Regions from separate parts of the Mus musculus genome. Here region 2 is linked to region 1. A link is a loop called in an ENCODE intact Hi-C map of the cell type or tissue named here. Cell type or tissue: heart. All regions are shown on one strand.

Evidence for each region. A loop is a pair of places that touch in the nucleus more often than their neighbours do. Peaks named below come from ENCODE experiments on the same cell type or tissue, not always from the same donor. Only the 100,000 strongest peaks of a DNase experiment are listed, where the experiment ranks them.
Region 2: a loop joins it to region 1, with 11 times the contacts of the local background. A loop is called at or near these places in 10 of 42 quality-filtered maps.

What each region holds. Positions count from the first base shown.
Region 1 is chrX:161,962,901-161,970,900 of GRCm38, forward strand. All of the region lies in intron 1 of Nhs (NHS actin remodeling regulator), which reads right to left. Among named protein-coding and RNA genes, the nearest start is that of Gm26317, 100 kb to the right of the region's middle. In heart, CTCF peaks have their summits at 4,976 (motif pointing right) and 7,718 (motif pointing left); no DNase peak of the experiment used is centred here; H3K27me3 peaks cover 1,147 bases.
Region 2 is chrX:162,450,512-162,458,511 of GRCm38, forward strand. The region is part of intron 14 of Reps2 (RALBP1 associated Eps domain containing protein 2); the gene reads right to left. Among named protein-coding and RNA genes, the nearest start is that of Reps2, 190 kb to the right of the region's middle. In heart, a CTCF peak has its summit at 3,471 (motif pointing left); no DNase peak of the experiment used is centred here; H3K27me3 peaks cover 305 bases.

The DNA of each region.
Region 1 (8,000 bases):
AGTGTAGGCAAACAAGAAATGAGATTGGAAGCTGCTAATTCCTTCCAGGCTAGACAAGTTCACCCAAGTTAGCCTCCGACTCTAAGGAAGAATAATTATAAGCACATTACAAAGGACAAGTTGGTCAACATCATGGCCTTGCTTCTGCCCTGACTTGAATCCATAATGGCATAATGGTAAATAGTGTCTGACACAAGACTGCAGACTGAGAAATGGAGTTGTTTGTTACTATTGACTTTGTGAGTGTTCCAGTTACCAAATTCCAAATCTAGAGAAGTGAATACAACAAATATTAGCTTTTTTGTTAAAGGAAGGAGTAGTATCTTTAATTTAAGCCTAATTTAGGGCTCTGAAAAGCTCATCTACATATGTTTTGGATCAAAATTGGAAATATCACTTTTCCATTATTAAAGAATGAACACAAATAGTTATTTGACTCAGGCTGACATTCACTCTTTGGAATAGATGAATAAATATTTACCCTCTGGCATGACTGTTGAGTAATTGTCCATTAAAAAGTTAAATGTTAATCACTTGTTTTTTAGGATTGAATAATTTGAACATGATCCTATGACTAATCCTTCAGGTCTAAAGGCAAGGAGGGTGGGAGTAAAAGAAGCCTCCATCCATTGGTTTACTTTTGTCCTCACCATACAGGAAAGGTGTACTCTTAGGAACTTCTCAAATTCAACAGGCAATCAGTCCTCACTTCCTCTGGACTCACAGCTAGCTAGTTAATGGCCTTTTCATTGTTCTTTACCCAAATAAATCCTGAGGCTCTCTCCACCCAGTTAAATAGTAACAGGATTTGAAAAGGAAAGGTTAGATAGAAGCTTAGAGGGAACATGGGGGGGGGGGCATCTAAATTAAGAGGAGAAATAAAACCGGGCAAAGTCATAGCCTAGATGTCATGAAAGAGGCTGTCCTACATTAAAGGGAATTATGTATGCTAAATGCCATTGAAGTTAGATTTCACCACAAGTATTTAGTTTCAGCTAGCACAGACAGGTACCCCAGAAGGGCCAGAAAATGGGGACAGCTCATGGGAAGAGTCCTGCTTAGTACCCTTCCCTTTTAGGCCCAAAGAATGAACTTCTGCATGAACTATCTATACTTGGTAAGGTGTTCTACATCTGAAAAGTCAAAACGTCTGAAGAAGTTGTATATACATCCCATGCTAACAAGAAACTATGTGTCAACATGATGGGTGTAGGAGATTCTGTTGATGCTCCAACCCAATTCTTTATAAACTGGGCTGGCATCCTTTTCTTCAACAGCTATGAAGGTTGGTTGCCAATGGCAGCTTACAGCTTAACCTATCTCAAGATAACTGACCCTGCCAATGAGAATCACCTAGCCCAAAAGGTATGCCTCCTTCTCCATGGGCAGCCCATTAGCTAATGAATGCCAAAAAAGTCAGTCACCTTTCCTCAATGTGGAGCCACCTCTAAGGTAGTTCCTGCTCCAGCGAGATTATGCCAAAAAACTAGTTTCTAGCTGAGAGTATCAACTTGCCTAGATCTTCTTTCCTTGCTCCAGTCTGCTTCATTTTTGTCCCATTGTCCTGAGAGCTCTCTGTTAATGAAGCATACAAGAAAGTATCCACATCTCTAGTTCTCCTGCTTTGCTTCCAACTCGAGACCCTGGACAAGCCAGTGGTGCAGGCTTGACTGTGTCCCACCCCCACACCGCCCCTGCTGCCTCCAAGGTTACCTGAGTCTTTGCCGATGAACCTTGCTCCTTCCTGCCTGTAAAGCAACCCGATCCCGGAGGTATTCCAGGAGGGAAAAGAAAAGAGTAGCCCACCTTAGTGATGTCTCAAATCAGACACCAGTTTTCAGCCCCTCAGTACTCACAGTTCTCTAGATAAATCGAATTTTCATTGGTCTTGAGCCAGTGCCTGAATTCCACTGGAAGGAAGCTAAGGAGCATAGTACTACCAGGCATTTCTTTACTCCTTCATTGGCCCATGGCTTCCTTTCACTTGTTGCTCTCTCTCATAACATCTAGTAAACTTCCCTTATATTCCATTGTTTTTTTTTTCTTTCTAGTAACCACATGTCTCTTAGAAATGTCTTTGAGGTAGTAAGCCTTTTCCTCATTTCTACACTGGAATGAGCATTTTTGCTATGGGTGTTTCCACACAGCATAGTACTCAAGAAGATTTACAGAATGTCTGCACATGGGCTAGCTCTTCAACCTTTTTAAGCTTGGATGTCTTCATCCGTGTAGTGGTACTAGCAAATAAGACCTACAGCTAGAGGTGTTGACAGGATTGAATGGCATAAACTTGATGCCACTGTCACCCTACCGGCTACACAATACGTTCTTAGTGGTGTGTTAACTGTCAGACAGGAAACTCTTTTTAATAGGTTTTTCTCTGTTTTTTTCTTTTCTTTTCTTTTTTTGGGGGGTGGGGGTGGTTACTTTCTGAGACAGGGCTTTTCTGTGTAGACCTTGCTGTCCTGGAACTCACTGTGTAGACCAGGCAGGCTATCTGCTTCTGCCTTCCAAGTTCTGGGATTAAAGGTGTGTACCACCACCACCACCATAAATAAATAAATAAATAAATAAATAAATAAATAAAATAAAAAAGAGGCCTGGCAGTTTCTTCTTAAAAAAATGAGTATGCAAATAGAAACTGAAAAAGAATACTCTATTTGGATACAGAGACACATATGCATTCTTTCTTAAGTTAATTTCCTCCCTCCATCAGTATGTCCAACCACGAATCTATTTAAACAAAACTCCTGTCTCCCTTGTGAACCATGAGTTGTATATACAGAAGCAAATTAGATTGAGTCTCCATGTAAGAGGGTTACAGCTCATTGCTAATAGAAGTTGCACACATCTTCCACTGGGAATCCAGGAGCACTTGGATACAGAAGAAAGCAGAGAACTTGGGATTCAGTTCTATATTTAAAAAATTATTTAGAGAGCTGGAGAAATGGCTCAGCACTTAAGAGTGCTTGCTACTTTTTCAGAGGACCTGTGACTCAAAACTACCTATAACTACAGCTTTATAGGTTATCATTCTCCTCTCACCTTCTTGACATTCACATATACATGCACGCATACACATACATACACAACAGGCATAAATAATTAATAACTTAAACAATTTTTTGAAAAGTCATTTTGCTAGGTGTGGTGATACCCACTTGTGATCTCTGCACTTGGGAAGTAGAAGCAGTAGGATTAGGAGTTTGAGCTCATCCTTGGCTATACAGTGAGTTCAAGGTCAACCGTGAAATAGGTGATACCCTCTTTCAAGAAAGCCAAAGTCAAAAATAAAGAAGCCACTTAATTTTGAATTCTTATGTGAGTATTAAACTTCCTAAGGCTATTTTAATTGATATCTTGTGAATGTTTTCTTTTTCAAAGCTTACTGTCAGGGCTATAAGGATGGGTCAGCATTTAAGAGCACTGACTGCTCTGGCAGAAGACCCAGGTTTGGTTCCCAGTACCTGTAATGTGGCTGACAATCATCTGTAACTCCAGTTTTAGGGGATCCTATGTCCCTTTGGACACCTGGTTGGTATTCACATGATGCACAGACATATGTGCAGGCAAAAACACTCATACACAGAAAAATAAATCTAAGAAAAGGCATTTTAAGACATCATCAACATGAATAAATTTGATAGAATATGCAAATTTGGCTTTGGAGAACATTTCAGAGCGTGAGTGTATCCTCAGAACCCTATTTACTAGTTCTCTGATGCCATAAAGTACCTTTGCAACTGGTGAAACATGGCAGAAGGAATACATTTCTAAGTACATTAGTTCCAACAAAAGTAAAAATAACCAAACCACTGGCATTTCTTCTGGGGAGTGTAATTTAGTTCTTTTCTTCCCCTTAATTACCTCTAAATGGGACACTCTGCAATATCCACAGGGTAAATTTCCACTAATCCTCAGGCCTCTTCAAATGTCAGTGCGTCCACAAAGGTTAAAAGTAGAGCAATATTCTATAAACAAAGCCCTGAGTCTAGGGCCCCCAAATAATTCTGGTATTATTTGCTTTTGTGGATGACCAACAAAACAACAAACAAACAAACAAAAAGGTCATTTGAATAGTGCCTATGTTTACAACACCTCTAGGTAGGTAGCATTTTCTCAAGACTTCAAAAGCCATGCAAGATTATTTTCAAGGAATTTAGAATATGGTTGTGGGTAGGGACTATACCTAAATGAAAAGTTAGAGATTCCCGTATAGCCAGGTGGGTGATTGCATACTATTACAAACACATGACATACATGTCCCCCACACACATACTGGCTGAGCACCCTATCAGATGTGCTAAAGCCACAGTGTGATGCAAACATAGAAACATAGGCGATTACCCAGAGGCAATGAGAGTCTGAAACTTAGGTTGGATTTCAAGTTGTCTATCCCCGAAAAAGACAGCCCAAGGGAAATGGAAGGGGCCTTCTGCACTAAATTCTGAAGACTGGGGTGCTTTTCCCTGTTGGTTCAGCAAATAATCATTTCTTTCAGCAAGCAGCTATCTGAAAGCTTCCCTGGAGCTTATGCTCCTTGTTACTAGGGCTTTTGTATTTTATTTTTAATTCTATGGGGCTATGACAACCCACTGGGTATAAACCTAAAGGCGTCTTGCATCCATGGTGGTGGACTTGTGGAACAGGTGTGTGATTGGGAGTTCCATGTTAGTTGGCAGACATCAAGAAATTTATTGCCGTGTCATTACAAAACCAAGCACAGACTGGTGACTTTGACACGGCATGATGTCTGAGAGAGTGCCTATTCTATCAGTAATTTAAAGGGTAGAGTGGAGGATTCTGTCTCACACAAACTACTTATACGGATAATGGAGACAGATGTTTACCTACCAGTTATGAGGTAGAAATGTAATCTATAAGTAAGTAGTGGTCTTTGAATGTGCTGGTTTGGCTCCTGGATCTTGGGTTTAGTTTGGGAAGTGCAGAAATTACTGCGTTGACATCTCTTGGCCACCAGAGAGCTCCATGCATCCAACCAGAGGAGCCTATTGGATCAGCAGTTTACAAAAGAAGAGTCTGCCCTCCTGCAACCCAGAGCACAGGTTCCACTGCAGATTTTCTGTACTGCTGAAATTCACTCATTTGCCCCATTAACAGCAACTCCGACTGTGTCCCTATGTCTTTCAGGGGAGCAAGGAATAACTTCGAGCATCAATATCCATACAGGTCAAATGATTCCCCAGCTAAGGCACAAAAATCTGAGGCCCTCAGACTTAATGTTTTGTTGACATCTATGAGAGCCAGGGATCATGTGTGGCACATATTCAAGAATTTTTTTTCTATGGGTTTTAGTTGATGGTCATTTTCTTTTTGTGCTCATAAAAAATAATATAAGCTAGTCATAGCAAAGTTGAAAAATACAACGTAGTATAAAGAAGAAAATGACAGTAATCTATCATGTCGCCATCCAGAGAAAATTACTGACACGATTTGGAAGAGCTGAAGAATTGGCTCAGTGGTAGAGCACTTGCCTAGCATGCATAATGTGCTGGGTTCCATTTCAAGTTCTGCAAAAAGAATGTTTTGTAAAAAAAGATTTGGAAAGAATTCCTTTCAGCCTCTTTTTTTTTTTTCCTCTTGGGATGCATGTGTATTCTTACACAGTTGAAACCAATTTGTATTCTGTTTTGGTAATTTTTCTCACCTGATATTGTCTCTTAATTTTATAAGCATCTTCCATGTCATTACATGTGCAGCACAGACAGCTGGGAAAATTCAGAGCAGCACAGAGGAAAATAAAAACTGCTTTTCTTGTATGATAATACAAGAGATAATAACTGTCTCATTTTATTGTTTTACTTTCCAGGCTCTTTTTTAAGTATGATATTTATTTTTGCACAAAACTAGACCTATGCTGTGCATATTGCCTTATAGATTATATAATGTCATACAACAAACATCAGTGAACATATTTCAGACACTTTTTCATGTTTAAACACATGGACTTAATAAATACTCTATTATTGGCCATTTGTGCTGATTCCAACAATTTTTTTCGTAATGGCATCACAATAAACAACCTTATACTAATTATAGTCTATGTAATCATCAGCCATTAACAACCTAGCACACCTAGTACAAAATGCATTCTTGGATTTTGAATTACCGAATTAAGGGTTTTTTAAAGAGGACATTGTTACACTGTGCACAATTAATATTGTATCAGTTTATATTCTCATTAACCGCCTGTGAGCACACCCACATCAAGGATCATTAATTTTAAAATATGATTTTGCGTATTTGATACACATTTATACACACAAGACTATTTCTCTGTTGTGACTAGAAAAACAGATTCCTTGGAGTCACCTCTGATTCACCTCTGATTCTTACAATCGCTTCATCTTCTTTTCCAAGAAGGTCCCTGAGCCTTGGGAGGGCTGAGTACCTCCCAGTCTCTGATTCTCTACACACTGAACATCAGAATGTCTCCATGTTAACTGCAGTCTAAGTGCAAGAAGAAGCTTCTCTGATAAAGGTTTCGAGATCCACTAAACTATGGATATAGCACTAAATCATTGGAGTCATTTTAATATTATGCCTACTTAACAGAGTAGGAGGTTCCCCTCTAGAGCCCATTACCCATACAGTCACAGGTTCATGGACCCCATTAACAATGGGTTCCATCTCACGGAGTTGGTCTACGATAAGGAAGTGGTTAGTTACTTTCATAACATCTATGTCAATACTGTACCAGTAAACATATCTTGACTGGCCAAGTGATAGTTGTAACTCTTGGAGGTCAAAGCTGGATGATTATTCTTCTCCCCCAGTAGTATTCATAGCAACTATTAACACTGAAAATCTGGAAATCCTGAAGAGTTAAATGACTCACTATTTACAGAGGCTTGACCAAAAGATGAGAAAAGCTAAGAAAAGAGAGAACACCATACTCTGACATAGTGGGTTTCCTGTTTGCATTTTCTCCTCTGTCCACTTGGTTGATGCAGCTAAAAACTCAGGTCCTCTTCAAAATTTTCCATCATTTTTCAAGAACTAATGTACAGTCTCTGCCTTCTGAATGCACCTGTAACAAAACACTTACATGTATCCCATATGTATACTATATGGCACAGACACCTAACTCACACATTTGTTTTTTAAAAAAGTTACTTGCATAGTGTTAAGTGATGATGGAAAAATGGCTGCCAAGACAGATTGGATTTTCAGTCATGACAGACTGGCACTCTCGTCACCTATGTGTGCTTGTTTGGATGAAGGTGATCTTCTACCATACTGCCCCACTTGCTTCCTTTCTCACTCACTGCTTTTGGGGTCTGCCATCTGAAAACATGCTTAGAGCAAGGCAGCTATATTGTAATTGGAGGCAAGAAGCCTAAGGACAAAAAGCCAAGACTCTAAGAATGACAACATAAAACAACAGGAAGAGTAGATCTTAGAATTGTCTGCTTTCAGGCATGTTATTTGGTAACACAATTAGATATATTTACCATTTAAGCTACTATGACTAGGACATCTGCCCTTGTAGTCAAAAGGCACTTGTTGACTTTGATTACCTGGCATGGACTTTTGTGACATTATTAACTTTCAACATTATCCCTTGGACTGGATAGCCAGCTCAGCAGTTAAGAACACCCGTACTTGCAGAAGACAGGAGTTTCATTCCTAGCACGCACATGGCATGTCACAGGTGCCAGTGACTCCAATTTTAAAGGATCTGACACCCTCTTCTGACCTCTGCTGGTACTGCATGCACATGGTGCACAACCATACATGCAGGCAAAACATTCATACACATAAAATAAACATAGATTAATCTTCAAAACGATCCTTTAGTCTAAATTTATCTTTGTATTCCTTGTATCCTCAGGCCTGCCATGGTGCCACTCAAGATTTCAAACAATGTTCTGCTTAATCAAGTACACTAATAGTCAGCAATTTGGGTACAAAATGACCAAATAATTCTTGATTTTTTTATTTTTATTTTTTGGTTTGGCCAGTTGCTATAGGTAAGG
Region 2 (8,000 bases), 490 kb after region 1:
TAGCTTCCAAATACAGCTGACAGAAGAGAATCATCTAGGGAAGTTTAATAAACTACAAATATCAAGACAGTACTGTAGACTTTCCTCATCAGAGTTCTCCTAGGGATAGAACATTAGAAACAGATTTTAACAAGCCCCTGTGTGATTTTTATGCAGCCATCCCAGACCAACCCTTTATTTAAGAATTTGGTACTGATAGATCAAATTCTTTATTTAAGAGATGAGAAAATCAAGTCTCTGAGATGCTGGTCAGGACTGAGCCACAGGTAATCTTGAAAGGTTTGCTCAGCTACTTACACATGGAATGGGAGAGCAAGTCATAAAACTATAAATGCATATTAGCAGGAAAATTTAGTTTAAAATTTGATTTTGAAACAAAAACGTCCAATTTTATTTTTTAAGTTTAACTGCAGAACTTTGCCAAGGTATGAATAATTGGTGACTTTGAAATTTTTGTAATAGCCATACCCATGGGTTAGAAAAAGAAACACAAGGCTAGAGAGATGACTCAGTGGTTAAGAGCACCGGCTGCTCCTCCAGAGGACCACCCAGGTTCAATTCCCAGCACCCACATGGCAGCTCACAACTGTCTGTAACTCCAACATCTGACACCCTTACACAGACATACATGCAGGCAAAATACCAATGCACATAAAATAAAAATAAGTTCTTTTTAAAAAAGAAAAAAAATGAAATTCAAGCTTTGTTTAATCCTGAAGATCCTAGATTCTAGATCGCTAGATTCTAGAGAGATATATGGACAACCCTGCAGCAGCCTTCTGGGGATTTTCAGCATCATCTCAGAATCCTAAATGTCAGTGAGTGCCTGATTTTCACCTGGCCACATCTGTGCTCAACAAGGTCCTACCAGAAAGCCATGTGATGAAACCTAGACAAAAGATGCAGAATCAACAGCGGGCAGCACCCTAGTTCTCTGTTGTTCTACAACCAGTGTCCAGAGCTTCCTACAATCCACAACCCAATTACATGCAAAATAGAGAAATAGAAGTGAACTGTAAGCCCCTTGAGAACACAATGTGTGCCTTGTTTTGTCAACATTTACCCTGTACATAGCCTACATCAAGCAAGGGGTGTTGTAATCAACAAAAGGAATGAGGCAGCAACAAACTCAACACTGATCAAAAGGCAACTGTGATCACAGAACACAGCAGGTACTAGGTACATACTATGCAGTCAAATCCAGTTTGGGGCCTTACTAGGTGCATACTTGACCTCTCTAAACTGTAATTCTTTTCATCCACAAAATGAGGATAATCTATCTAATTCACAGCACTATGAGGATTACGGAGACTATCCAGGATGCTAAGCACAATTACATAATGACTGTTCAATAACGGCAGAAACTGCTATAATTAGGACTAAAGGTACAATTGATCTCTTAGGCATAGTTCCTGTCATTGTAAATAGCAGCCAATTCAATGCAAGGGACATTTTCTCCCTTGTAGAACAGATGAAAACCAACAGCGAGAACATGCTGGCTCCAGTTTAGAGTAAAAGTGATGAACTATCCGCAAAATAGATCTGTGCCACTGGATATTATTCCTATCAATACAGGGTGGGAGAACTTACGAGAATACAGTTGATTCAAACTCAGCCAGTTTGCACTGAGCACCTCTGAAGCACCCTCTTCCTCGCAGCACATCAATCCATGGAAGACACCAGAGAAAACACTGCCAAGATTCCCAGACACAGTTCAGTGACAGAAATCAATAACTGTAAACTACACCCTGAGTTCAGCAGTCATATGGTCAAACCTCATGGGGACTGTGGAAATCCACTGGATTATGGACAGTATCCATGAAACACATTTGCTCATACAACTAAGGAAAGTGTTTTACTTGGGGGTAAAATCAAATCAAAATCTTTTAACCATCGCTGAGGTTTGTTTTTTTCTGTTTACAATTTCTATTCACAGGACAGAGGTCTGAGCTGAATCCACACATCATTCTATCACGCACCTACAGTAGAATACACAGTATGCTCCCCAGAGACACAGTTGTCTATGGCAGACTTCTTCTGAGAGTTGAGTTCCCCAGGAGTAAGTTGAATAAGGATGCCTTATGCAATTCTCTTTCTTGCCTGTCCAAACAGGCCCGCAATTCAAAGGCATCTCATGATGAGGTCTTGAAAAAACTTCTTTGCTTCTCCCCATTGCTGTCTCTGAGTGATGGAGTAGTAGAATAGTATCTTTTCAAACTACTTTTAGTTCACAGTCAAGCTATTACAAATGTCCAAAGAGTGGTTGACAAAGCCTTTCTGGATGAACTTTATCTATGAGAGAAATATGGCTTTAAAATATCAGTTAAAAATAGCTTGCCAACAAGGAACTCCAAAAAAGGAAAGTGAAAAAGAAGAAGAGAGAAAACTATCTAAGAATTGGGATGCAGCTATAAAATAAGTTAGCACCTATGACACTGTGCAAGAGGGGGCTAGTGAGATAGCTCAGCAATTAGCAATACTTGTTGCTCTGGCAGAGGACCTGCTAATACCTACACAGGCAGCTCACAACTATCTATAACTCTAGTTCCAGGGAACTCAGTATCCTCTTCTGACCTCTGCAGGCACCAGGCACACATCTGGTGCACAGACATGAATGCAAGAAACATCAATATACATAAAATAAAATAAATAGATCTGGTTGGGCATGGTGAAGCATGCCTTTAATCCTAGCACTCAGGAGGCAGATGCAGATGGATCTTTGTGAGTTCAAAGCCAGTCTGATCTACACAGCGAGTTCCTGGCCAGCCAGAACTACATACTGAGACCTTGTCTCAAAAAGTCAAAACTAAATAAATCTGGAAAAAAAAGAGAATGAGCAAGTGGAAATGGAGGGCCACTAATAAGGTATTATTGTACCTTGTAAATTTGTTTATAGTTTCTATGAAAGCTGAAGATACACATATGAACATTTTATAACCCAGAACATTCTATGCTTTATACCCTCCAAAATAAAAATAGATCCACTCAACAGCTTAGACACGGTGGTACAGAGTTGCACTACTCCTCATTGCCAAAATCTGAAAACTTCCCAATATCCATCAACAAGAGCAAGCTACAATATTTGCATATATAGTAGAATACTATACAGCAATGATCATATATGTTATTTCAAAAATCACTTAAGCAATAGCAGCCAGACAAAAATAAACAGAACACAACTCAACTTATACAAGTAGAAAACATAGAGGTAATCTATGCTGCTAGAAGTCACAACAATGTTAATCCTAAGGACATAAGTATATCAAAACAGCATGGGGTGGAGGATACTTCTGAAGTGTTGATTATATTCCACTTCTTGATTTGTGTGTATATTACATGTGTGTATTCTCCTTTTCAAAATTGATTGAGTTGTACACTCAATGTAGATCTTTTGATATTTCTTTATTATATGTCAAAAACTTTAAAACATAAATCCAGTTGTGCCAATTTCCTGCAATGTCCCTAAAGTGCCACCTAGTGGCATAAGCTAAACGTATACAGAAGAAAAGTTTCACCGCAAGCAACAACTGCAAAAACATTTTAGCAGATGTTCAGGGATTGGGTTAAAAACAGTACCCTAAACTAAAACAGATAATGTGATCCCAAGGGGTGGATGCTCGTGTTGCCTGCTGGGAAGAACCCCCAGGAAGGAGTCAGAGGCAAGTGACACTCCAGCACACAGCAGGTTGGTATCAGTGCTGATAACACACACACTCCCTCCTCACTCTGCCTGTGATCAGCATGGTAGAAACACTGGAATATTACCAAGGCACTAAAGGCCGAAAACTGAGGCTTCCCCAGAATCCTCCAGAAACAGGGGATAGCGACATGTCAGTAGTTTGTCAGCAGGGCGATGCACGTTGGAAGGAATTGAGAACACCTGTTTTATCCTGTTTTCTCTAGCACTTTTTCATGACAGCGAGCCTTTAAAGCTGCCAGATGAATAAAGATATTTATCAAGAGTTTTTCTGGTAAAGTATGAAAGATGGTGCATCTTGGTCAGACAAAAATCTTCAAGAAAATAAAGAAATCTACAAATCCTGCACACAGAGATGATGCTCGCTGAGTTGGGAGACTGTAGGGGCAAAGACTGAAAGGACAGACAGACGCCCTACTTAGCACGCATTCATCTCCTTTGCCTTAGTTTCACTTGTGTTAGAAGTCTCTTTGGACTTGTGTTCTCCATGAGGGAAGCTTGAAGAAAGATGGCCTACACCTGCTTCTTGCCAACAGATTCTCCTCCTTCCCATTTCTAGTATGAGTAGAAACTGGTGACTGGTGATGATCTGGACCTGAGAATGATACAGGCAAGAGTGAAGCTCCTAGGTCACAGACATGAATAAGAAAGTGATTTGAATGTACATGTGCTACTACCACCTGTAATCCCAGCACCACGGAGGCTGAGACAAGAAGATCACAAGTTGGAGGTCTGCTTCGACTACACAACAAGACTCTGCCTCAAAAAAAGCAAAAACGAAACAAAAACAAAGGGCTTGTGGCTCACAGGTAAATGACTGGTCTAGCATGTGTGAAGCCCTGGGTCTGATCTTTCCAATTACCATTAAAAAGAAAGAAAGAAACGAATTCTATTACAAGTGGTCACGTGATCTATGCCAGCACTCATCCTTGGTTTGTGGCCACTCTGGCTATCCTGAGTTTCCTGTATTTTCCAACTAGATCTCATCCTTTCTGTTTCATTTGGCATAGAGTAATAATAATTATAATAGCTCTTAATGACTGTGTATGGCTGGTCATATGTCAGACACTAAGTGACCTATTCATTTTTACTCTTTCAGTTATAAAAACAGATACTCCTACTATATTCATTTTTAAGATGATGAAATTGAGGCAGGAAAACACTAAGTACCTTGCCCAAAGTTTCGAAGCCAGTAAGATATAGATTCAAAGCCCAAGCCCATGTTCTTAGTTACTTTCTCAGGCTGAATCCCTGACTCAAGCCCTACTGTCCTCCACTGTCATTACACATTAAAGCCAGAGTACACCTAGGACTACTTCCTGTTTTCTGTCACTATCTGGTGATAAAGAAGGAAACTGAAGAGAAGAGAAACAAGAACTTCAGGAACCTAGATAGCAACTGTAACTCATCCCCCATGGGGAAAGTTGAGCTATCTTGTTACTCAAAAAGAAAATAGTGACTACCTATTGTCTATAGTCCTTCTCAGTGAAGCACTGGGTTTAAATGAGACACATAGAATAGAATAGTTACAGAAAGGTACCATGAGAAAGTACACAATAGATGATTTGGGCCTGACTGTCTTCTGAGAACAATGAACCATAAAGGATAGGGCTATTACACCTAGCTTCATGCTCCCATAAGTCTTAGCAAAGTATGGCACTATAGTCAGTCCATTCCATTAAAGCTTGATGAAGTTACTACACAAACAGATGGGAGTGACAAGAAAAAGCATGTCAGAAAAGTAAGCTTTATGCAACACAACAATATCAGAAGCATAATGGGGGAGGGGGTCACTAGTAGTAGGGTAGGGTGCTTCAATTACAGTGTTTTTTTAAATAAAATATATTCTTGATGCGTCTGGTTGGTTGTTAAAAGTAAAAAAACAGCTCTGAGACACAGATTCACAAGTGGTGTGAATGAGAAATACCTCACATAGGCTCCTGTATTTGAACACTTAGTCCCCAGTTGGAGGCTATTTAGGAAGGTTATGAGCCTTGCTGGAGGAAATATGTCATAGGAGTGGGCTTTGAGGGTTTTCAGCCTTGCCCCCCACTTCCTGGTCTCTTTCTCTCTCCCTCCCTCCTTCCCTCCCACCTTCTTCCCCTCTCTGCTTCCTCTGCATGGATGAAAATATGATCAGACAGCTTCCTTTTGCCACTATGCCTGTCTGCTCCATGCCTTTCCCCACTACTATGGACCCTAACCCTCTGGAATCATAAGCTAAAATAAACCCTTTCTTCCCTAAGTTGCTTCTTGTCAGGGTATTTTATCACAGCAACAGAAAAATATCTAATTCATACATTATAGCATCACAGTGAAGCTGGTACTTGGGGTAGGCAGCACACTTAGAATCACAGCTTTGTGACAGTCCTTCTCTGAGTGACCTTGCATAATTTCCTGAGTTCTCTCCTAGTTTACTTATCTTCAAAATGAGCCACACCCATTAGAAGGATCAAATGAGTTAGCATTTGTATAGCACTAAGGAAGTTTCCATGTTCTCTATGGTTCGTAGGCATCTCAAAAACAGTTCTACAGTACACAAAAAGAGATTTCTTTATCATACAAAAGTTGCATCTTTTTGTTCCTGTTGGAAAGCACAATAAAGGTTACAGGTATCCTTTTGCTACAATAAATATGGAGTACAGACCAGCATTAGAGGCTTTGGAGGGGGCAGGATGGTGTTATAAGCACTAGTGAAGGCACTGTAAGCATTCTAGATGAAGGTTAAAAAAAACTTCACATTTGGAAAATGGCCAGTAGCAGCAGGTACTGGAAATTCTTGTCACCTTTTGATTAACAGTTAATTGGTGACATAAAGCAAATTATTTTCTCCCCATCTAAACATTCATCATAAAATTTCTAACACTTTCTCTGGACAGGAGAAGCCTCTGTCACCAATGACCTACGAGGCTGTAAGGGGCTCACTTCTAATTGCTAAACCCCAACTTCCTTTGTGGTAAAATTACAACGAAATGACACACAAAGACCTGAACATGAAGGTGTTCACATTAAGTAGACTTAGGACATACTCAGGAAAGAGCAAGCAAACGACTTCTATTAGCTAAGTCACAGCTTGGTAAGCCAAACTAAGGTTTTTGATGTGGCTAAGTAGCCTCACATTTGTGTTTAGCACAATGACATGGATTAAAATGCCTTGAGTGGTCAACAAGATGATGGTTCAGTCGGTAGAAGGCTGATGAGCTGAGTTCACTTACTGAATAAAACCTATGGAGGAAGAGCAGAACCAATACCCCACCCCCAGACACACACACCATGGCTTATATCTACTCATATTCACACACACACACACACACACACACACACACACACTCACACACACCTGCACACATGCACACAAACATACCATACACACAATAATAATAAAATAAAACACTCCGTGTATGGCAGGGAAGTGGTACCAAGTTCATCCCTTGAGGCCAGAGGCTACAGTGGTTCTTTAGTGCCTATAGTACTACAAAACTGGGATACAGAAAGTGCTCAGCTGTGCACTTAGGAATACAATTGGTAAACAAATATACAGTCCCTGACTTAACAATGGCTTAAGTTAGGAATTGTCAACTTTATAAGTGGGCAAAAACATTCCGGCAACCATTATGCTTTTCACTTTCAGTACAATAATATAAATTGCATGAGATACTCATTTCTTTATCACATGACAGGTTTGTGCTAAATGTGTTGAGGCCCCTGTAGCCTAATATAAGCATTCTAAAAATAAATCTAAACAGGTCAGAATCTTGTCATAAATGAAAGACCATTCGTCTAATATCATAGCATGGTATTGGGATAAGCCACCATCTGGGACCATCTTTGAGAACTCTTGATATTCACACCAGATAAAGGTGTTATACCTGAAGTCTAAGAACTGGCTGTGCATTGAAGGCCACAGGTATGGGTTTGTGATAGCCCTGAAGTGCTAGAAAGAAAGCGCTCAGAGAACTGAGAACATTGGGCTGAGGTCAGGGACTCTCATGGAAGAATAGAAGGAAGGACTGGAGGCCCTGAAGGGGTTAGGAACTCCACAGGAAGACCAACACAGTCAACTAGCCCGGACCCTTGGGGGCTCTCAGAGACTTCATCACCAACCAAATAACATACACAAGCTGGACTTAGGCCCCCTGGCACATATGTAGCAGACATGTAGCTGAGTCTTCCATGTGGGTAGCCCAACAACTGGAACAGGTGCTGTCCCTAAAGCTGTTGCCTGTCTGTGCAGGGCTGCCTTGTCTGGCCTCAGTGGAAGAGGATGCAGCTAACCCTACGGAGACTTGATGCAGCAGGGTTG